2 separate regions of the Homo sapiens genome follow, and region 2 is linked to region 1. The links are chromatin contacts, found by Hi-C or POLR2A ChIA-PET in ENCODE. All regions are on one chromosome and are shown on one strand. Each heading gives the region's core, a stretch centred on a gene start or an enhancer-like site at or near the end of the contact. The rest is flanking DNA. Distances are from core to core; before and after follow the strand shown.

The links. Hi-C counts contacts between places; a loop is a spot of excess contacts on that map. ChIA-PET counts read pairs that join two places held with the same protein, here RNA polymerase II (POLR2A). Pooled maps may share reads with other maps.
Region 2: a loop to region 1 is called in a map of aorta, with 1.9 times the contacts of the local background. The contact joins two enhancer-like sites. A Hi-C loop is called at or near these places in 6 of 168 maps with a recorded cell type or tissue (aorta, breast epithelium, endothelial cell of umbilical vein and 2 more), 1 of 37 single-sample maps with no recorded cell type and 6 of 50 pooled maps. POLR2A ChIA-PET finds 5 or more read pairs at or near these places in 1 of 52 experiments (GM12878).

The regions. Positions count from the first base shown.
Region 1 is chr15:48,555,809-48,562,361 of GRCh38, forward strand. All of the region lies in intron 6 of FBN1 (fibrillin 1), which reads right to left. Among named protein-coding and RNA genes, the nearest start is that of FBN1, 87 kb to the right of the region's middle. Within about 2 kb of position 3,608, at least 11 of the 41 ENCODE cell types and tissues checked have a DNase peak (open chromatin) inside an H3K27ac peak, as active enhancers do.
Region 2 is chr15:48,601,587-48,607,994 of GRCh38, forward strand. The region is part of intron 4 of FBN1 (fibrillin 1); the gene reads right to left. Among named protein-coding and RNA genes, the nearest start is that of FBN1, 41 kb to the right of the region's middle. Within about 2 kb of position 1,350, at least 2 of the 41 ENCODE cell types and tissues checked have a DNase peak (open chromatin) inside an H3K27ac peak, as active enhancers do.

The DNA.
Region 1 (6,553 bases), core at 2,358-4,857:
AGTTAATTAGACAAGTTAATTAATTCTCCAACTCAGCAGGTTATCAGAACTGAATGTACCCAACTCATCTAAATGCAAAGATAATAAATAGGCTTTTGCCTTCTACATTTCTAATGGGGGTTTCTGAAAGAAACTTTCCACTAGCTCTATAACTCTAATGTCTCCCAAATAGAAGACTCTATGCTAAAAGGCCTTTCCAAAGTAGTAATATACCTAACCTCCACAAATACCTTTTATCTCAAAGACAATTTTTCTCTACACCATCCCAGGGGAAAATGCAACATCTATGATTTTAATTTTTTACCCTCATAGATCACATCCATGCACAATTCAACTACTTAATGGGGTAAGGCTGTAGGTGAGTGCAACAAACCTCACGAACCTCAAAGGTTAGTGACTGTCTATACCACTGGAATCCTGGTAAAGTTTTGGAAGAGCCTTCATGACTCACCTTCAATTTCCATCCACTCCCAGGATGAAACTACCACAAAATAGTTGTTGGAAAGAAGGATTTAAGAACCAAGCTTCAACCATGGCAGATTCGAAATCCAGCCAATGCCAGCCAAATATGAGCTCGAAAGCATTCATAAGAAGAGGCTAAGGTTTACAAAACAATCCTTTTTGATGAGTTAAGTACAAGTGAATCAGAACCACATGGGTTAAATTCCCCTTGAAATACCCACGGATTTAGAATTAAGTGGAAAAGTGCTTGGCACAGCATAAATTCCAGGCATCTGAAATGCAGTTAGAAATCATTTTCTTTGAAACCTAACAAAAAGGGTTCCCTGAGATCTCCTGCACAAAACGCCAGGTATTCTTACAGCAATGGCAGCTACTCCTCATAGTGAACATAGTGCCAGAGTTGAATTCAGGCTGTGGACACAGAAAGTTCTGACCTAAATTCCAACCCTGCCCATTCTTAGCCCTGTGTCATTGTTTAATCTCAGTAAGCCTCAATCCCCTCACGTGTCAAGCGGAGAGAATTTAAGGTTGTTAAGATTTGGGTGAAATATTATATGTGAAATACCTGTAATTGTCTCAAGCACATATTTTTTATCAGTGATATTTTTAAAAGCATCACCCAGTGAGTTGCTAAAAATAGAGTGATTTAATTCAAGAAAAAGCTTCTTAAAGTAACGCGAAACATCCTGAATCACCTGGCCCACTTACAGACTTTTCGAATGCCCTTCTTTGTAGTGAACTGTGCAGGTGAAGGAAGGTCTTTTTGGTACCTGAACCCAAGATTGAGAGGGGAGTTGAGTGCACACTACAAAACAATATAGAGATGGCCCCTGTTTTGTGTAAAAAGGCAGTGCAGTAGATGAAAAGAAAAGCACTTAGAACCCAAATCTCTATTCATTCAAGAATTTGGTAACCTATGTGAATTCCTGACTTTGAGGATCAGAAAGGTTTTTAGAGAACAGCTCGTCACTTCATAGATGAAAAAAACTGAGATTGGGGTGGTGCAATGATTTGCCCAAGGTCACACAGCCACTGAAAAGCAAACCAGCACTAGGACTCAAGTTTCCTCCTGGTCTAGTACTATTTTCACTAAATCATGTTACTACTCTGGATGCCGGCCTGATACATCCTGGTGCCAAGTGGCAACTGGTTTCCCCTGCAGAGGAGCAACAGAAGGGGCAGCAGAGTCCTTTTTCACCTTGGAACACGCTGAGGATGGCGTCAAGAAAGCCAGGTTTAAACCAGGTCAGCCAGAAGGGTCTGTCTAAAGCACAGCTGAGCAAGCGCCATTCAAGCCAGGATTCTGTCAGTACAACGGGCGTGTCAGCGACAAAGTTGAGTGAATGAAGTTCATGCCAAGTATTCATTGAGAAGGCTGGGCAAGATAGGTCCAGGTTGGGGAAGGGAAGAGAAAACGATGAGATGAAGGTTAAAGGAAAGGATGACTGGGTGTTCCTCTAGGGCATCTTTTCCACAGTAGGGCTCTCTGAGCATACTTAGCTGTTTGTGCAGGGGCCCTAAGACACTGGCTATCAGTTGATATGCTTGCATTTGCAAGATTCTCACTTAAAAATAAAAACTTAACACTCACCTTGAATACTATGCCTGAAATATAATTAAGCCATCACCAGGAGATGAATTTGCCAGGACTAAGGCTTGAGGTCTGAATAAGTAGGCTTCTCCTATGTGGCTAAGTTAAAAGTTAGAGTGGTTCCCCCACTCCCATTCACATGTGGTTTCCTATTTTTTAAAAACTCTTAAACAAGCTAGGCATAAATAATAATCAGCACTCCAAGTCCTCTCAGCCAGGCCAAGTTACCATCCAACTCCATTTCCCCTCTCCCTATTTGAGGTCTCCTTGTTCCATATAAACTGTTAAATCTTTGATCCTACAACACATTTCATGTATTTCTCTGCACACACCTTTGTTTCCTTCAGCCATTTCCTATCCCAGAATATCTTCTTCCAGTTTATCTAAACAAAACAGTTCAGCACATAAAAAATTATAAACACTTGGGTATCATTTTGAAAACCATTTCAACTTCAACATTATTAGCATAAGGTTTAGTTTTAGACCTTGGTAATTCCAGGAGAGAGGGTTTAAATTATTAGACCTATTCCAAGCCAGGATATAAAACCCTTTCTAAACAGGTACTCCCCCAAGTATGGTGAAGGGAAGCATAAATTATCTAAGTCATCTTACAGCCCAGTCAAGCAAAGCATAGTTTTTTTTGTTAAAGCTGTTTTGGCTGTTTTGGCACACTAACAACTAGCTTTGGAAATTCTATACCTAAGAAGTTAGGCAGAATTATGAAAAAGCAAAGAAAAAGCACACAAATTAGCAAAATATCTGGCTACAGCACATACTAATAAAACAACAGAAATATATGAATAGCAGACAGATCAGATTCAGAGAGAAAATTTAGTAGGAATGGATATCAAATGTGTTCAAAGACGCAAAGCCTGCAAAATGAGATAACTAGGTCTGTTTTTCTGACAATCAATGTTTATAATTCCATGAAAATTTTTGAAGTATCGTGGGAGTACCTATAGGTGCTGTATAGCTCTGACTTGCTGGTTAAAGCTTAGTCAGTGAGCTATGGAGCACTGTACATGCATTCAGATCTGCATCTGCATCCCTGTAGAGAAATCCCACTTACCTGATTTCCCACAAAGAAAGCTGTTTCAGCTCTTTGGATTCACACTGGGAACAAGAAGTGCCGATTATCTGAAAGTTCAGACTAGGAAGCAGGTGAATAAAAAGGTATTCCCTCACTCAACACATGCCCCAAGAGTTTTGGTCAATGCAAAGAGCAGAAGCCAGAAGTCTTCTTAGAAATCAGCTGCTACTAAAAGTTAGTGTAAATACTGAATACAGAGCACTAGAAAAGGGAGTGAGAGCGTTGTGTGCTGCAAACCATTCTCTCTATCTTAGGTATGTGCTCCTTTGACAATTTATTGGCTAGTACAGCCTGTTTCCTTTCTTAACAAATTGTAGCCACAAATATATTATGTCTAAAGAATTTTGAGACCCCTTCGAAAGGGAGCTTGATCCAATCCTCAAGGCTCCAGGCACTTTCAGCATCAGCAGAGAGCTCTCCAGGAAGTCTGGCGGGTGGAGGCTGGATTCCCCCAGACTGAAACCCAAGAACTCTCTCATTAGAGGAGTCTGACTCAAGTAAAAGGCCTGCGGAGGACACAGACCAAGGACAAGCAGGCAGACCTCTGTGAGGAGCCAGGGTCCGGAGCAAAGCACAGTTTTTACAATCCTCAAGAACCTCTGCCAACCCAGCCAGGCTACTTACCTCGCCTGTGTCTATGTGAACTAAGGAAACAGTGTAAATTCCCCTCTCTTCCCAGAATGACTGAGTAAATGCTAAGGCTTGTTAACAACTGCCAAGAGGTTTCTACAGTATTCAAGGGCAGACTGGATTCACTCTGGCATCGGAAAAGAGGTTGAAAGAGATGATGGCATATCAGAAGATTAGGACGATAGAGGAAAGTTTTCATATCTAAGCAGCAGCAAAACAATGAACAAAATATATTGAAGTGAAAGACGAAGTATTTTACCAACAAAATCCTATGGAGACAAAGCCTGTTTTGTGTGCCCATCATCTGTTTTCAGTCATCTATTATCTGCAAGAGTTAAGTTTGTCTATTTCTACTTAGTACATGTGGAAGGCAAAACGAAGTAACAGATGCTACACAGGAGAAGCCAGGCTCACATAATAAAGAGTTTTGAGGCAAGAAGGCAGAATTCATGGGCCTCCTTTACTCATGGGCCCACTAAAGGCGACTCAAATTGCTACTGCATGAAATCAGGCTCACCCTGGGTATTGGCAGAGGTACGTTAAGTTTTCTCTTCAACATACCCTTATCTGAAACCACGCTACGTGTACTCTTAGACAAGAAGACGAGCCAGGCATGAGACAAAGCGCACACACCTTAAATCAATAAAGGATCCTAACTTTCCTGTAGGAGATAGCAATAAAAATAACAATAATAATAAGGACCCTGGTTGGTGATGGGCTTTACCACCTACAAGCCTTATTCAAATCACTTAATCTCTAAGTCTTGTTTCCTTATCCTATAAAATTGGGATAATAATACCTGCCTCAGAGGATGTGGTAAGGATTAAATGTGATAATACGTAACAAATGCTTGCCTTACTGGGTGCTCAAAGAGCAGTTGCTAGTATCATTTAGGAGAGGATGAGAGAGTCAAATGTTATTCTCTGAGGTTTGGGATTCCCCATCCCCTTGGTAGTTAGGTGCAGAGTTTGTGCTATGTGATATGAGATCTGGTATATTTGTAATTTGCATAACTTGGTATGTGTTGGCTTTGTAAGTATTCCTCGGTTGTCTTCGTATGAGCACATTTTGATACTCTAATTACAATGCGAGCTTCTAAAATTGCAAACCCATGGCTTCAATTTCCTTTGGATTTTTCCAAAAGACTTCAACAAATGTTGACGGAGCCCCAAATAGCTCATATACTCAAGGACTTGGATGCCAGAAGAGGCCCTGGAAATTGCCTAATCCACGTCCCCTGCATGCCACAGTGGAAAGAGCCCAGTACTGGAAGTTAGATGTCCCACCCCTGTGTGACCCTCTCTAAACCATATAACCTCTCTGGGTCATAATTTCCTCATCTGAACAATAGGGATCATGCCATACTACCCAACCCCCAGAGTTGTTGTGAAAACTAAGTAATGTATTCAGAAATCGTCAGCCAACTGAAATACAGGGAGTTTTCATCAGTATTATTACAGACTAGAAAACAAAGTCTCAAGAGGGTTGAGTGATTTGCCCAAGGTCACCCAAAACCCCAGTGATGAGTGGTCTGTCAGGGAGGGGCTTTAAAATAATGAGTATAAGTGCTAAAACAAAATGACTTGTCTTTTCAAGCCAATTAGTGATTTCCTTAAAACTAGCTGAATGTGCAGTCTTTCCCTTCCTGGCTCTGCCCTTTGGAAATGTTCATTACCTTCTGCTACAGGGACACCTAGATTCTAGAGTATGTGTTTTTGTAGCCTGGGCAGAGTCAGAGCAATCACCTACTAAGGCCCTACAATGAATGTTAATGCTTTAAACATTTATATTATTTAAAAATTTGTGAATAGGCAATATATTCAAAGGGTTCAAAAATCAAGAAGCATAGAAAATATTCACTGAAAAGTCTTCCCATAACTTCCCTCTGCCCAGTTCCTATGGCCAAACAGGTAACAAATTTATTGGCACCCTGAATATTCATCCAGCAAGGTTTTTATGAAAACACAAGTAAATAGAACATACTAAATATCAATTCAAGCTCCATTACACTCAATTCAAAATTTTAAAGAATCATATTTACCTTTTTTAGACTTTATCAACAATTTTTGATTCATCCACTGAATAAACAACCTTCAGATGAAAATTTTCCTACTCTCAGACTATGGAAAAAGTATCTCTAAATTAAAGATTTCAGCTCCTAATTTAGCGTATGTTTTTACTCATCCTTAAAGCTCATCTTGAAATGGTTTATACTGTCAATATACACAGCAGAGCAAATATGAAGGCAAGTCATTCTCTTGGGCAAGCATTCTGGAAGAACTATTTAGCACATAGCTTTCCCTGGAAATGGGGTCTTAAGGCTTATTGGTAAAAAGCCCAAATTTTAGTGTCCATAAGAACCACTGAGGAACTTATTGAAACGCAAATCCCTGGACTGAACCCTCAATAATTTTGATTCTGCTGGGGGCCAGGAATCATTTTTGCTGAGTAACCCTGCCAATCATGACGTAAGTTGTCAGTAGATCACATTTTGGGCAACACTGGACTGGATGTTAGAAGAATGGAATCAAGCCTGGACTCCCATCAATTAGCTCTGTGACCCCTGGTTAGTAAGCTCAGTTCACCGAAACTCCTCAGAACCCTCTACAAAAAGCAGAGATTGGGCCAGAATGCTATAAAGTTCCTCTCCACAGGTCCGTGCTGTGATGCTGGGACATCTTCAGTAATTTTGGCAGACCGTAGGCCACAAAGAGGCCATGGATTACTGTGATATATCTACTTCAGGGAAACTTTACAATTCTGAAAGAGCATGTAACACA
Region 2 (6,408 bases), core at 100-2,599, 44 kb after region 1:
TCAGAGCAAATAGAAGATTCCTCCCAACAGCCACCCTGTCCATTACCCCTTGTTAGGAATCCTCAGCCACGGTATTGAAAAGTGGCTACTTGACTTCAGGAGAAAGGGACAATTTTTATAAGGAGCTACACAAATCTCAGCCTGCCAACAGGGAAGGAAAGTGCAGAACCCACTATCTTCTATACCCTTCCTTTTACAGCACAAAGAAGTTAGGTTGAGTTGAAAGTTAAATGCCTTTTCAACAACATGCCACACACTGAAACACCATCAAAGGCCTGTTTCTACTGAACTAGAGCCACCTCCATCTCTCCACATTCACGGTCCCCTCAGCATGGCCCCAGGTATCTTTCGAGGCTCCTTGGCACATGCCCACTATGTCCTATGACTCCATCCCCTGATCTACTTATCAGTCATTCATTCACTCAATGAACATTTCTGAGTGCCTACTATGTGCCATGCAAAACACCCGGCACTTTCCTTGTCCTAGTCCCTCTGTAGAACCCTCTCTCTTACCTGCCTCTTTGTCTCCTTGCCCCTAACTCCTAAACCCCAACACAACACACACACAGTTCTCCCCCAAACCTGAAATCCTATCTATCTCCAAAACCCATTTCAAATATTGCTTCCTTCCGCTAATCTTTTCTGATATCTCCCAAACCAAATGTGAGCCCTCTCTCCTTTCCAATTACTTCATATTTCTCTTTTGAAGCATATATTATATAATCCAGCCTATTTTTACTTATTTTGCCCCATCTCATTTGTTTAAAAACTTCTTCAGAGTGGGGAGTGGGAGAGCATTAATTATGCAATACCTCTTAAGTGCCTAGAGTAGCACCTTGCTTTATATGTAAGTGCTGTATAAAACTGTGCTAAATTAATTTTTATTTACTTAACTCATGCTGCCTGATGATGACATCAAAAGCCATGCCCAAAGACCAAACTGAGACTTAGAAGTTGTCCATTGTGTCCGAGGCACTTATACAGCCCTACTAAGTAGGTTGCTATTAAAAATATTTTTATCTTTGTTTCCCCATGTATGAATGCAGAAATAACTCCTTTGTTGGAGTAATGAAATCAAGCAACCCCGGAAACTGATTGCAGTTATTTTAGGCTCTTATGATTCCGTTAAAACATCTCAGCCAAGATGCTTTTTTAACTAAAAATCTGTCTATACGTATACAAAGAAAAAAAATGATTTAGTGAAAACTTTGAATAATATTCTAAGTAGGTCATGAAAAGGTGTATAGTTGCTTTAAATTTGAAGTTAAACTTAGCTTCATCCTATCTTAGAAAAACAGTGAGGATTGGGAAAAGCACAGGAAATGATGTCATCTGTCAAGCAGCATAGGAACTCAGCCTTCAAACTGATTTCAATTAAAGCAGTTCATGCCAAGAGCTAATTTCCATTCCCACATGAGCAACAAAGCCATTTAACTACTTTGAGATAAAAAAGCTAACAGTAGTTTAGTGACTTTACATTATTTGTTCAAGTTGAAAATCAGAATGAATTCTTCTTTCTGGCAAGAATGGTAAGTTTACAATTAAATGCAATATAATAAAAAATCTCCCTGATATATATTTTTTACCCTGTCTTTCAGGCAAACCTTTTCCAGCATAAAATATTCTTTCTTTAAAAAATAAAAGCACTCATTCAGACTTGTGAAACAAGAAGACATCAAGGAACCATATGCATGAATCCTTGGGGGAAGCCAGGAGGAGGCAGGCTCAGCACAGGTAATAGGCTCTGAATCACTTGCTTTGCCACCGTGTTAACCATGGGAAACTGTATTCGTTGTGAGTCTTAGATCTTTAGTGGGGAATAAAGCATTCCGATAAAGGTGGGAGCAGTCGCTCAGGATTTCTGTGGGGAAGTGAAAGAACTAGATACGTAGTTTCACTGTACACGCAGGAAATAGTTTACAGAGAATATATACCGAAATTGGTTTTATTTTGGATTCAGTCCTGCCATTGATGCATATTCTAAATTTATACTGATTTGAACAAGAATTCTAGATGTATCATAATTAGGAGACCAAGTTCTACGTCTCTTAAAAAAGCCAACTGAAACCTAGGGGTTCCTCCTACACCCATAATGATGCTGTATTCTTTACTGGATGCACTAAGTACCCCAAGTCAGAAGATATTCCTAAACTCAATCTGTGTTAAGATTTTACTAGAAATTGAAAACACTAGGGGAATCAAAGTGCACAGATCCAGCCATATGCAGTGAACCCTGAGTGTCCTAGGGTCCCAGTGAGGACCTGCCCTTGAAGACGAGCAGACAGCCGTAAAGGGTTTCATGTAAGGCTCAATAACCCAGAGCTAACAGAAAATGTTGCCATCTCCCCATATCCATAAAAGATCCCAAATTAATTTTGTGTTCATATCAGATGTCAGTCAGTCATTTCAGTCATTCAACAGTGACTTACTGAACGTCTTTCATTTGGCAGCATTGGCCAGAAAGAGCAGAAGAAATTTTCTTTAGATTACAGCCCAGCACAGATTAGTTCTTAAATGATTCATCAGAAAAGAACAATGTGAGCACGCTATGGGAATGAGAGAGAGGCAGGGCTGGCACCTGGATCTCAATACCTCAGGTAATGATTTTCTTTGGGATGCATTAGGTTTGGAATGATTCTAAAGACCTGCCATCATCTTGGCAGGCACAACTGGCAGGAAGAACACTGGGAGCAATTTGCACATAAGCATTTGTATGACGAACATGTGATTTTAATTTAGGTACTAGGAAAAGCACAGACAGACAAATTAAACAGCTAGACTAACTTCTGGACTCTACACCTGAGACAAGAGTCCACAGGGACAATCAGAGTCACTGCAGGATAAAAACAATTTTCATTTAGAGGGATAACAGCAATGGCATTTCCCTTAAGTGAACAGATGTCTGGGGATGCCTAAAGACACACAGCTTGGAAGAGAAACTTCACTAAAATTCTCAAACAAACAAATAAACAAACAAAATCTAGCCAAGCTGGAAAAGCTGTAGAGAAGGACAAGTTAAATGACAGTAGTGATAAAGGTGCTTCCATAAAGGGTGGAGTAGAAAGCAAAGAGTTCAACCATTTCTAAGGACAAGTCTGAGTAGATTCCATGCATGCTTCTCCTCCCAGTCCATATAAATCCCACACTTCCCTGAAAAGCTTTTTCAAGGAGGACTTCTTCCAGACTGGCTAAAGCACCACCTTCCCTTCCTCTGAATGTCCCCACACTTTCAGGATGGTTGCACCATACTCCCTCAAACTTGCTAACACACTGGTCTAGAATTGTTCTGCTGGCCTTCTTACACCCTTAGAGCTCAGATTTGCATTGGGAGTACAAATGCCCCAAACTCTTGCTCCCAGCTGATTAAAGCCCCTTCCTAAAACCGGTGTCCGAGAGGTTTTGTCTGCGACTGGTCCTGCTGACACTCTCATTGAATTGAAGTAAATTAAATGAGAAAATGTGATCAAACTATAAGGGGTTTGAAAAGTGTAAAGGGCCCCAAATTGATATACAGGTTTGATGCAATTCCTATCAAAATCCTAAAAGGTTTTGTAAATATAGACAAGATTAATCTACAGTTTTTACAGAAAAGAACTAGAATAGCTAAAACAAAAAAAGGATAAAGTGGGGAAGATCTGCCTACCCATCTGGGTGGCAGAGCAAGACCCTGTCTCAAAGAATAAGTAAATAAAAATAAAACTATGAAACCATCAGAAAAAAGTTGGAGAAAATCTTCAGAATCTAGGAGTAGACAAAGCATTCCTAGACTTGACAATGAAAGCATGATCCAGTAAAGGGAAAACTGATAAGTTAGACTTACTCAAATTTGAAAACATTTGCTCTATGAAAGATCCCATTAAAAATATTAAAAAGCAAGCTACAGAGTGTGATAAAATGCCTGCAAATAACATATCTGATAAACAGCTAGTATTTAGAGTATACAAAGAATTCTCAAAACTCAACAATGAAATAACAAACAATTCAATTAGCATCTGGGCAAAAGAGGCCAGGCACAGTGGCTCATGCCTGTAATCCCAACACTTTGGGAGCCCAAGGCATGCAGATTGCTTGAGCTCAGGAGTTCAAGACCAGCCTGGGCAGCATGGCAAAACCCTGTCTCTACCAAAAATACAAAAAACTTAGTGGGGCATGGTGGTGTGCCCCTGTAGTCCCAGCTACTCAAGAGGCTGAGGTGGGAGGATAACTTGAGCCTGGGAGACGGAGGTTGCAGTGAGCTGAGATCGCACCACTGTACTCCAACCTGGGTGACAGAGTAAGACCCCGTCTAAAAAAATTATTTTAATGAAAAATAAGAATCTGGACAAAAGATATAAAGAGACCTTTCACTGAAAAAGATATACAGGTGGCAATAAGCACATAAAAAGATGTTTGACATCACTATCCAATAGGGAAATGCAAATTGAAACCACAGTAAGAGATGACTACACAGCAATCAGAATAGCTAAAATAAAAAATAAAGACAACACCAAAAGCTGGTAAGGATGCAGAGAAACTGGGTCATTCATACACTGCTGGTGAGAATGCAAAATGGTACATACGGCGACTCCAAAAACAGTTTGACAGTTCTTAAAATGCTAAACATGAAACTATCATACAACTTAGAAATTGCATTTCTGTGTATTTATCCCAGAGAACATAAGATTTGTGTTCACACCACAAACTTGTACACAAATGTTCATAGCAGCTTAGTTCAAATAATAAAGAAAAAAAAACTGATGACAACTCAGATGCCCTTCAATAGGTGAATGGCCAAACAAACTTGTGGTACATCCATAGCATGTACTACTACTCAGCAATAAAAGATAACAAGCTGTTCATACTGCAACAACCTAGATGACTCTCCAGAGAATTCTGATGAGTGAAAAAAGCCACTTCCAAAAGGTTACATATTCTGTGATTCCATTTATATAACATTTGTGAAATGAAAAAATTATAGAAATGTAGAACAGATTAGTGGTTGTCAGAATTAAAGAGAGAATTATGTCGGGAAGAAAATGACAATAAAAGGGTAACATCAGCGCTCTTTGTGGTGATGGAAATGTTCTGCATCTTAACTGTATTGATTTTGTGATATCCTGGTTCTGCTCTTGTACTATAGTCTTGCAAGATGTCACAATGGGGAAAACTAAATAAAGAATACCCAGGATATTTCTGATTTCTTACAACTGCCATGGTTGGAATGTTCCTTCCAAAACTCATGTTGAAATTTAATTATCATTGTGATGGTATTAAGAGGTGGAACCTTTAAGACGTGATAAGGTCATGAGGGCTTTGCCCTCATAAATGGATTTATGCCATTATCTCAGGAGTGGGTTGGTCATCTCGGGAGTTCAGCCCCATTTTCTGTCTGTCTCTCATACTTGCTCCCCATGTGATGCCTTCCACCATGGGATGGCCCTCTATAGACATTGGTGCCATGCTCTGGACTTCCCAGCCTCCAGAACCACGAGCCAAATAAACTTTTGTTGTTTATAAGTTATCCAGTCTGTGGTATACTGTTATAGCAGCAGAAAACAGACTAAGGCAACTGTTTGTAAATCTACAATTATCTCAGAATATGAAGTTTAATTTTTAGCATTCTTAAAGTGTAAAGAGTAAAACAGAATGAGAAGATTTCAAAATTACAAAATATAAACTGTAGGAATTACAAAATAGAAAATACAAAATTACAAAATATAAACTATAGGAAACAACTTTTATCATGTATCATATATAATTATATATATAATTAGACAATTATATATATACACATACATATACATATATATATATATATATATTATTGTCTAAATGTTTGTGTCCCCACAAAATTCATATGTTGAAACTTAGTCCCTAATGGGAGAGTATGGAGCAGTGGGGCCTTTGGGGAGGTGATTAAGTTATGCAGGCAGAGCCCTCATGAAAGGATTAGTATCCTTATAAAAAAAAAAGGCCTGGGAGACCTGTTTGTCCCTTCTGCCATGTGAGGACACACAGAAAGCACCATCTAGGAGGAGAAGGCCTTCACCAGACATGTAATCTGCTGGCCTCTTGATCTTGGACTTCCCAGCCTCTAGAACTGTAAAAAAATACATTTTTATTGTTTATAAATGACCCAGTCTACAGTATTTTGTTATAGAAGCCCAAACTGACAAATATATATGTAAAGTTATAGAGTTTATTAATCCCAGTGTTACAAGCTAATATATATTTGAATGTGTGTATACACATATTAGAACAATGAGTAAATTCATACATCAGTAAACCATGATAGGTCTTTATGACAATTAGGATTGCTCAAAATCCATCTGTACCCTCAGAGACTGACATAGCAAAGAACAGTCCTAAAGAGGGCTGGAATTAAAGTCTAGAAAAACTACTGTTTTGACGCTGTCTAGCCAATCATTC